Linked DNA regions of Homo sapiens: region 1 is linked to region 2. The links are chromatin loops, found by intact Hi-C in ENCODE. Cell type or tissue: Caco-2. All regions are shown on one strand. Each heading gives the region's core, and the rest is flanking DNA. Links, peaks and the distances in the headings are about the cores only. Region 1 has its middle 12 kb from the start of APOB. Region 2 overlaps LOC105374317 (a long non-coding RNA gene).

Region 1 (5,379 bases), core at 131-5,130, 210 kb after region 2:
AAATAATTTGAAAGCTTCAAAGTTTCTGCAGAAACTGCATTGAAGATATAAAGATACAAAATAAGAAGTAAAAGCAAATTTTGTATAAAATAAGAAGTTGGCATTTCCACTAAAAATGTGAAATTCCACCTAGTAAAAAAAGATATAACATGGACATCTTTAGTAAAACACAAATAGCACAAAAATGTCCATTGACCATTCTGCAAGCATCCAAAGGAATGATTTGCAAAATCTCTCAGAGGTTTGGGGTCTTTTGTAAAAACAGTTCATCTTACTTGGCCACCACCCATGACTCCAGCAGCCACTTTATCTCTCTTAAGGTGATATTTGGTCTTATAGTTTGACTATTTATATAGGTCTTGCTAGAAGTAAACTAAAAGAAAAACATTTTGTACTCATCTTGGTATCCTTGGGGAAGAGTCTGAAGTGGATGTTATGTTTGCACACTGGAATGACCCATACCCATAGAAGAAAGGGAACTGAACGTGAAAGGATATATTGGTAGACAAATGATAATAACTAATACTTATGGACTATTAACCAAGTACCAGCACTGTGCCAAGTGCCTTATCTGTATTAACTTATTTAATAAATACAAAACCCTGTCAGGTAGGTATCATTTATTGTGATCTCCTTTTTACAGATAGGGAAACAGAAGCCCAAGGAATTAAATACCATGCCCCAAATGACACAGCTAGTGAGTGGCAGAACTGAAAAGGCCCCTGGCTTCAGAGCTTGAGTTCCTAGCCACGCTGGTAGTCCACATCCTTAAAAAGAAGAGATGCATGAACAAAGGAAGCATCAGTACCTAGCCCTGCATAAATGGTGGGTATCTTCTGGGTCTGTGTAGGATCCACTTGTTCTATAACAAGAGTAAGCTGCTCCATAGATCACCCAGCATGTGGAAGGCCTGCCTTTCTTCTTATTGCTCTATATGGTTACCTAGAACCAAGTCTGGCTAACAGGATGAATTGACTGAACACATAAAAATCTTTAAAGGCCAAGCGTGGTGGCTCACGCCTGTAATCCCAACACTTTGGGAGGCGAAGACAGGTGGATTGCCTGAGCTCAGGAGATTGAGACCAGTCTGATCAACATGGAGAAACCCAATCTCTACTAAAAATACAAAAATTAGCCAGGTGTGGTGGAACCCCAGCTACTCGGAAGGCTGAGGCAGGAGAATCGCTTGAACCCGGGAGGCAGAGGTTGCAGTGAGCCAAGATTGCACCATTGCATTCCAGCCTGGGCAACAAGAGTGAAACTCCATCTCAAAAAAAAAAAAATCTTTAGAAAGGGAAGTTACAAATGTTTCAGCACATCAGCATGAACCTATACATATCTATTTCATACATGATGTAAATACCAAGTTTTCTTAACTAAGCCCATATCTCCTCTTTCCTTCACCATCCAGGATACGGCCAAGGATGCTGAAATTAACCAATACATGCTTTGTCACTGATTTATTGATTGATTGAGAGCTGGAGGCCACAGTGTGTTTGGTTTTGGCTTTTGAGCCCCAGCTTCATTTATAGGTGCTGACGTCAATACCCTATTCTCAGCAATTAATGGAACCAGCAGACAAAATCAGCAAGGATGTAAAGGAACTCAACAACACCCTCAACCAACAAGATCTAATTGCCATTTGTAGAAAACTACACCAAACTCAGCAGAATACGTGCTTTTTCTCAAGTGCCCATGGAATGTTCACCAATACAGACCATCTTCTGTGCCATAAACAAGCCTCAACAAATTTAAAAGATTGAAATCAGACAGTAAATGCTCTGACCATAATGGAGCCAAACTGCTGTTGAGTTCATCACACTCCTCAGACCACCAATATAATTTTTTTGTCTTAGTTTAATATCATTTTTTCCCAAATATGCTATTATTGTGTCTTTCTTTTTAGGCTGGTTGATGTCAATGATGTCACTTTAAAAATCTCATAAATGAATAGCCAAAAATATTTCTTCCAGTACTTTCCTGAAGAAGCCTAATATCTCATGTAAATAAATCTTTTTCTAATTTATAGTTTTTTTTATAGTGTGTTTCTTTCTTGCAAGGGACACCCTTATATCTCTTGTTTCCCAACAAAATCACTCACAGCATCAAAGCCCTGACCTGCCCTTCCTGAGAAGGCCAAGGTTAGCGGCTATGTTATCTCTTGAGCTAAAAGGATTGCTGGCTTGAAGGTGCGTGGGAGTCGATAGCTCTCTGGAGCCTGCCTTTAATCCCCTAGAGATGCGTTTACTCTGCTAGGAGAAAGATAGCCTCCAAAGAGCAAAAGTCAACAAGCTTTATCGTTCTTCTTCCTGGGTTATTCTGCTGCTGCTGAAAGGCTTTATGAGTGTCCTAGGGCAGTAGTTTTCTGGATTTGTCCTACTCCTGGAATGAATGCCACAGGATTTCATGGTTGTGTGGTCACCAGAGTACAGTACCAAATCTGCCAGTGTTGTGCCCTAGAGGCAACCTCCAACCTTTCTCCACTGCCGCACACACCATGACCAAAGCCCATCTCAGGAAGCACTCAGACACTGGGCAGGCCACATTCGAGGCACTCTCAAGACCATTAGGACTACTGTGCCTGGTCAGCTAGTCAGTTGACAGAATCTTATCAAAGATTTTAAAAGCCTTTCTCAGGAAATACCAGAAGTGTAGACCTATTTTTGTTTGCGGTTCCCGTTCAGCTATTAGGGGCTCAGTTCTGCCCCCCAAAATCCATATATTGAAGCCCTAATCCCCCGTGTGATGGTATGAAGAGATGGGGCCTGTGGGAGGTGATTAGGTTTAGATGAGTTTATGAAGGTAGGACCCTCATGATTGAATTAATGCCCTTATAAAAGATGCCAGAGAGCTCTCTCCCCACTCATCCTCCTTCCATGTGAAGATGCAGTGAAAAGGCAGCTGTCTGAAAGCAAAGGAGACAGCCCTCCTTCTGATCTCAGCCTTCTAGCCTTCAGAACTGTGAGAAAATACATTTCTGTTGTTGAAGCTATTTTGTTAAGGCAGCCCGAGCAAAGTAAGGCATGTGTTGAAACCCTAACCCCAAATGCCTCAGAATGTGACTATATTTGCAGATAGGATCTTCAGAGAGGTAACGAGATTAGAGGAGGTTGTTAGGATGAGCCCTAATCTAATATGACTGTTGTCCTTATAAGGAGAGCTTAGGACACAGACATGCACAGAGGGAAGACCACGTATAGATGCAGGGAGAAGATGGCCATCTATAAGCTAAGGAGAGAGGCCTCAAATGAAACCAGCTTTAATCTCATAGAAGTTAAAAGTAGAACAGAGGATACTAGAGGCTGGGAATGATGGGGAACGGGAAGGATAGGGAGAGATTTGTTAAAGGATACAAAATTACAGCAGGATAGATTTTAGTTCAAGTGTTCTATAGCACCTTAGGATGACTACAGGTAACAATAATACGTTACATAGCTTCAAATAGCTAGAAGGAGAATATTGACTGTTCCCAACACAAGGAAATGATCAATGTTTGAGATGATGAATATGCTAATTACCCTAATCTGATTACATTATATGTATCCCATGTAAATGTACTCCATGAATATGCATAATTATTCTGTCAATTTAAAAAGTAAAATTTTAAATTTTAAAACAGTATTTATCTATAAGCTGCTTATCAGAGTTATAAACACATAGAGTAAAATTAAAAGGATAGAAAAAATATAGTCCCGTTTAACTTATGAATATGTGTATACCAAAAAACCTTAAATATTAAAAACCCGAATCCAGGCCAGGCATGGTGGCTCACGCCTGTAATCCCAGCACTTTGGGAGACTGAGGTGGGTGGATCACCTCAGCTCAGGAGTTCGAGACCAGCGTGGCCAACATGGTGAAACCCCATCTCTACTAAAAATACAAAAATTAGTTGGGTGTGATGGCGGTTGCCTGTAATCCCAGCTACTCAGGAGGCTGACGCAGGAGAATTGCTTGAAGCTGGGAGGCAAAGGTTGCAGTGAGCTGAGATTGCACCACTGCACTCCAGCCTGGGTGAGTGAGACACCGTCTCAAAACAAAACAAAAACAACAACAACAACAACAACAAACAACCGAATCCAGCAATGAGGGGGAAAAAAGAAACCAACTCTGCCAGTACCTTAATCTTGAACTTCCAGAATCCGGAGCTGTGAGGAAATCAATGTCTATTGTTTATGCCGCCCAGTCTGTGGTACTTTGTTAAGGCAGCAAAGTAGTGAATTCCACATCTGCCATCATCCCCGTTCATAAAATAACTCAAAAAACCAACGAATTCAGAGGTATTGGGACAACAGATGGCAAGGGTGAGAAAGAGGAGGAAGAATAGGACAGACCACCTTCCTAGTGAGGGTGGAGATTGCAGCTGAGATTTGGTGGTGGGGCGAGAGAAAGAGAGAGAGAGAGAGAGAGAGAGAGCTGTGGAGAGAGAAAGAGAGGAGAAAGGGAGTGAGAGATGGGGGTGAGAAGGAAGCGTTGTCAGGAGGGGAATCAGGCTCAAGACCAGAGCTGACCTGCCCTGAGGATGGGGCCGGTCCTCAGTGAGGCAGGCTCAGAAGCTGCCTGTGCCACCTGACTCTCCCACCTTTCCGCCTCCCTCCTTTCAGGAAGGCTCTTACTTTTCTGACCAGTAAGGGAGCAAATAGCTCATCTGACTTCTCACAAGGAGACACGGCGATGTTATTAATGAAGTGAGAAAGAAGTAATTATCTGGATAATTCAGGCATCCATCACCACTTTCAACTAAATTGTCCAGGCTGAAAAGGTGCAAGAGTCAAGAGGAAAAGAATGATTTTAATTAATTGCCTCAATTTACCATTTTCTATTGGATTTGTTCAAATTAAATGACTGAGCTGGCCTCCAGCTTTGCCCAGGGGTCAGCAGTGGTGGAGAAGGCCATTGGCCAGTGTTCCCCAAGGGACTCCAGTGCCAGGGCCTGTTCCAAATGAGCGACAGACACATCATTTCATACCAACTCATTTTCAGAGGTATTTTCTGAGTGTGATGCAGGATCTCACATTCCAGATTGTTAATCTGGTAGGATCAGCCATGTAAAGCCACAATTTGGACATGTGCAGGATAAGTATTAAAAAACAACTGAGATGGCTGAGCCCAGCTTCTTGTTTACCTACTTGGGGAAAATGCACGAAGACATTTAGAAGGGAAAAATTGTAATAAACAGCATTTACATTAAGAACACATCCAAACAGCAGCAAGCACAGGTATTTCCGTATGTTTATGCTTTTCCCTAAGCGCATTTCTTCAGAAATCTGGATACTATCAAAGGCAGCCCCTAGGAAATGCCTCTAATTCCCATCTCCTTCTCTGGCAGTGAATCGCTGTGATATTTTCGTGTTGCCTCTCCTCCCTGGGAGCCCACCGAGG
Region 2 (5,379 bases), core at 80-5,079:
GGTGCTCACCAGCAACCCTGACCTCATGACCTCGGTCCTCCTTACTGTACAGCTCCCTTAGGGAGCAGGAGGACCTGCAGAGGATCCCTGTCTGCCCCCTTTAGGAAAAGGTGTGAAGTCATTTACATGTGATTGAGAAGAGTGACGGTTCCTGTGTCCTCTCTCCTTGGGATACGCTTCCCCAGCCTGGACTCTGTTGGCAGCAGCAAGAAGATGGCAGATGGATTTGAGAGGGGAGACCTGTTCCTTTCCTCCTTTGAACCTCTTCTGTTTTTCTGTTTTTCTTTTTTTTTTTTTTTTTGAGATGGAGTCTCACTCTGTTGTCCAGGCTGGGGTGCAATGATGCGATATCGGCTCATGGCAGCCTCCGCCTCCCGGACTCAAGCGATTCAAGTGATTCTTCTGCCTCAGCCTCCCGAGTAGCTGGGATTACAGGCATGTGCCACCATGCCCAGCTAATTTTTGTATTTTTAGTAGAAACAGCGTTTCACCAGGTTGGTCAGGCTGGTCTCAAACTCCTGAGCTCAAGTGATCCACCCGCCTGGGCCTCCCAAATGGCTGGGATTACAGGTGTGAGCCACCGTGCCCAGCCTGAACCTCTTCTTAACCATAGTCTTCCTCTCCCAGGTGTCCGGTCAACTCTTCGTCCTTTCCATAACAAATGCTGCTCATCTTTCAAAGCTCTTCTCCCATCCTCCTTCAGCCACAAACTCATCCCTAACTCTCCCAAGCAATAGAAACGTCTCCCTTGCCTGGCCTGACTCCTGTTGCTCAGACAGAACTAGCCCAGCTGAGGGGCCTGGGAAGGCCTCTGGCTAGAGAGGACCCATCACGTCCCTCCTCACCCACCTGGCCCTACAGCACTGGCACTATACTTTCTCCCTCCACCTCATAGTGCAACCATGCACGGGGCTTCTCACACTTGAGGCAGAGCACATAATTCAAACCTGTGCAGTACAGAAAGATGGAGGAATGGTGTTCCTTTGTTTGTCTTAGAGAAACGTCCCCATATGGAGAAAACACCCCCCAACCAAGGCCCACACCCAGAGCCTTGCTCATTGCTGCTGGTGGAGGCTGGTGGCTCGTCAGTGCTGACTACAATAGCTCCATCTCCTGACCTGCTCTTGTTCTTAAAGTTCATGGCTTTTCTGGTAGCCACAGGGGACAGGACCATGGTATTTGTCAAGAAAATTACCCTTGTACCGAGAGGCTGAAAAACAAAGGTGAGCAAAATGTGCCATGATGGGGTACTAGAGGCCCCACAAGGGCAGTTGTCAACAGCTTCTATCTCCCACCCCCAGTGAAGCACTCCACAGGAACTTGGAGGATGGTGAGGGCATCACAGTGGGGAGAGGACCTGGATGGCGGAGGAGGAGCTGAGGATATAGAGGCTTTAGCTAGGTTGGGGACTTGGGGAGTAGTGAAAGATAGGAGGCTACTGGGAAAAAGCCCAGGGCACTGAAAATTGAGAAACTTGGGTTCTAGTCACAATGTGGGTCTGACACATCATAAGGCCTCAGGCAAGTCAATTCGCCCCTCAGAGCCTCTGCTTCCATTTCTCACTGTTGAATGAGATACTGGCCAAACACACAGGAGTTTTAGTGCTTTACAAGAAAAGAAAACATTGTCCAGACCCAGGGATGGGTATAGGGAGTGCTTATCATGCGTGTGGAGACCATGAGCCAGACCCAGAAAGTGTCACAGAGGGAGAAGGGTCAGGGCTGACCATGCCTTAGGAGTTGAGAGTTGAAGTGGGTTCAGGCAGGGAAATTGCAGAATTGAAAGTGAAGGAAGCTGTCCTCTGAACTAGGTACATGGGGCTGGATTTGCAGAGACATCAGGCTCAGAAATGCACACTCAGGCTTCCTAGCATGGAAATCATAAGTTCATCTGGAGGACTAGAGTGGTCAATGAGCCAGGAAGTGACTATGGAAAAGCAAAGAGGACCCCCAAAGTTGCTGTGCAATCCCAAAGCTGGGGCCATTTGTGTGTATCTCTTCCCAACTCAGTGTTCAGTGACTTCATATGAAAAAGTCACTGAAAATCAGCTGTGGGGGTACGGCAGTATTTACATAACGGAAAACTGCAAACTAATTGGGGATGGTTCTTCACAAGCTGGTTATTAGACATTTTTACCACTCCCAAAGGACATCTCATTTTAAAGGGGGAGAGAAAAAGCCAGCCAAAGAAAACAGAAAGCAGACTCAAAGCTGGAGGTGCAGAAGCTGGAGGGAAGAATGCCCTGAATGCAAGGCAGGAGACATGGCCCAGAGGAAAAGGTCTCGTTGGTGTGGACTGGGTCCAGATGAGCCATCTGCACTCTCTCACTAGTGCACTCTGTGACTTCAGACACACGCGTTGGGACAGCTGGCTAGCCTCAAGCCAGAGGGGAAGATGACCTCAATGGGTGTATCTATGCTGCACCACCTGATCAGGCTCCGACCATGACCTTGGCCTCACTGTGATAGTGACAACACGGACTTTCTCCTGACTTTTTGTCTAATTTCTTGGTTCTTCTGGAAAATGAAAGCATGACCAAAAAGCTATTTTCACAACGTCTAAATTCTACTCTGACAAAATTTAATGATACATGGTAGAAAAACTTCATCTTTCCTGGCACACAGACATGCTAGCAATGAGAAGGAGTTAACGTACTGGCCAGATTGTACTTAGACCCTCCTCAGACACTGGCCACCCCAGACTTATGACTGTCATAGTACTGGGAGCCTTCTTGACTTCTCCCAGAGCTCAGGGCTCATTCTCTGCAGAACTCTGTCAGGCAGCAGTTACATTATGTATCTGCTCAACACTCAGGCAAGAAACCATTATGTTCACGGATCATTATTGACATCCTGACATTTGTCACCTCCTTTCATAGCAGTTAAATCTTGCTTTATCTGTAAATGTCACTATGTCATTTATTCATGAAAGGGGTCACATTCCTGAAATAGCATGCTTCAGTTTAAAAGGGGAGCTTGGCTTTATTCGCAGTGGGTAATCCTCAAACAAACTTTACTGCTGATAAATGCTTTTTTATTGGACTTTCTTGGCCTTAAATGACATCCTCAAATGTAGAATGCAGTTCTGGGTTTGTGGAAATAAAATCTGAATGTTGAACAAGAGAGAAAATTGTTGAGATTAGAATAAGTGGAGCTTTTCTGTGGCCACATGTAGTAAGTTGGATGTAAACAGATTTGAATTTATTAAGAGTAAGCCACAATTTTAATATGATTGTTACACTTCTGGAAACATGCCGATGGCCTTTTTGAATCATTTATGCCACAGAAACCTCAGTGAAATCAGGGGCCTTTTAACCTTCCTGAGTTTATCTCTTAGCTGGGGACGTTAGAGAGGAGAAATCAGCGAACTTGATGTGCTTAGTTCTCCAACCTTCAGATTCCAAGGACGCTGGGGAGATGATTAACTCATCTCAGAACTTAAGTTTGCAGGAAATAGTGTTTCTTTTCTTCACAAAGTTTGTTCAAAGTTCACTTTATGTAGGGTAATTACATAATTTATTATCCAATCGTACACCTTTCTAAAAAGAAAAGAGGTTAAAAAATAAATAATAAACAGCTATTGGTTGATCTATTAATACATCAACCATGAACCCAGACAAAACAGGCATATATCCACCCTAACTGTAAGGCTTTATCAACTGTGTTGTATCATTGTTTTGCTTTACAGGTTTATATTCACCAGCTGATAATTAAATATTATCCCAAAAAGGCTTTTCTCTCTGTGTACAGGGTCCCACAGCTATCTGACTTTGACTCATTTTTCTAACCCAGTGATTCTCAAAGTGTGGCTGGCCCATGGACTGAAATGGCCTGAAGAGGGTGTTAAAAAAATGTAATCACCTAGTCTCTAGTCAGATCTACCAAATCAGAATCTCCAAAGAGGTGGCTCAGGCACCTGCATTTTAACCTACCTCCCAAGTTCTTCTTCCACTCCCTGAAATTTGAAAGCCAACTGCTGTGATCCAAAGCTCTGGCTTGCTCTAGCTACCTCTGTGTTCTGGTCACACTGCAGTAATAAGAAGTGGGTGGGTAAATTCTGCTCTTTTTGCCTAGAAAAGTAACTTGCAGATGGGGCGTGAGCTGAAAATACATTCTCTGTTGTGCACAAATACGGAGGCCGTGACACTTCCCTCATGATGCCATCAAACCTCATCCTCCTCCCCCGCACAGAGTCGTGCATGTAACCATTTCACACCCACGAGGTGCAGGATGCATGCATAAATACAGTCTCAGAGTAGCAGGAAGATAAGAAAACAGTAAGATGACATTGGCTTCATTGCAAAACGTGATCAAATGCAATTAAAACTACTCACTCTTAGGATAGAAAAGGGCCTGGGAGGAAGATTTCTCCAGGCACTAATGAAATCTTTTTTGAGTGTCATATGGCCGCAGTGACAAAGATCACAGACCACAGCCAAACCTAAGCTCCTGCTTCCACTTGTAATCACAGGCCAGGGTCATGGTCATATGGCCAGCACTGACTCACATAACATCCTCATTAGTTCACCGGCATCATCACAGCCCTGGTAACTTCATACCACCGATGGCCACTGAAAGGGACCAGGAGGGTGGTCAGCTAAATCAAGGCAGCAGGGGCAACAGATAATCAGGGCACATTTTAGTTGTGGGGTGCTTTCATGTACATTTTTCATTATCACCTCCCTCAATTGAGTTGGGATTTCCTGTGCGCCCCGTGTGCTAGGCACTATGACAGGCCCTGATGTCATGCGTTGCATCAGGCACAGGCTGCACGGGCCAAATGGGTAACGGCCAGGAGAGTGTCACTCAAACACTGTCGGCAGAGTCTGAGGAGCACAGAGTTGTGCCTCCTGGGAGACCAGGGACTGACTCCCTGATGGAGGGACCTCAGGACCAGTGCTCACCGAGCAGAACTGGAAGGAGGCACTCACGGAGGAAAGGTGAAGGAGCAGAGCAAGAACTGGTTACATGGGATGCGTGGCCTCCCCCCTCGAGAAAATTCCAGTCCAGCAGAAAAGACACACCAGGCACACGGAGACAAGCCACCTGCAGCCGTTGTTCAGCAAGGCCTTGTGTGGGGACTAGTTTTTGAGAGACAAGGGCAACGAGGCTCAGAGAAATGAAGTCACTGGTTCAAAGTCACAGAGCAAGTTAGTGTCACAGCCAGGATTAGAATGTGGGCCTCGTAGTTCCTTGTTCAGTGTTCTTTCCTCTACACCACAAAGTGGGAAGTGTTCACAGGCTAGTTAAACTCATCCCAGGTAATACTCTGCTCTGACTAAACATCATCACAGCCTTGGCAACTTCATACTGCTGATGGCCACTGAGAGGGACCAGAAGGGTGGCCAGCCAAATCAAGGCAGCAGGGGTGGCAGATAAT

The links. Peaks named below come from ENCODE experiments on the same cell type or tissue, not always from the same donor. Only the 100,000 strongest peaks of a DNase experiment are listed, where the experiment ranks them.
Region 1: it touches region 2 in a loop (2.7-fold over the local background); 1 of 110 quality-filtered maps calls a loop at or near these places.

What each region holds. Positions count from the first base shown.
Region 1 is chr2:21,053,376-21,058,754 of GRCh38, reverse strand. No RefSeq gene overlaps it. Among named protein-coding and RNA genes, the nearest start is that of APOB, 12 kb to the right of the region's middle. RefSeq lists a silencer at 2,084-2,378. In Caco-2, for the core only: no CTCF peak of the experiment used is centred there; a DNase peak (open chromatin) is centred at 2,194.
Region 2 is chr2:21,267,827-21,273,205 of GRCh38, reverse strand. All of the region lies in intron 3 of LOC105374317 (a long non-coding RNA gene), which reads right to left. Among named protein-coding and RNA genes, the nearest start is that of TDRD15, 150 kb to the right of the region's middle. In Caco-2, for the core only: no CTCF peak of the experiment used is centred there; DNase peaks (open chromatin) are centred at 2,377, 2,845 and 3,365.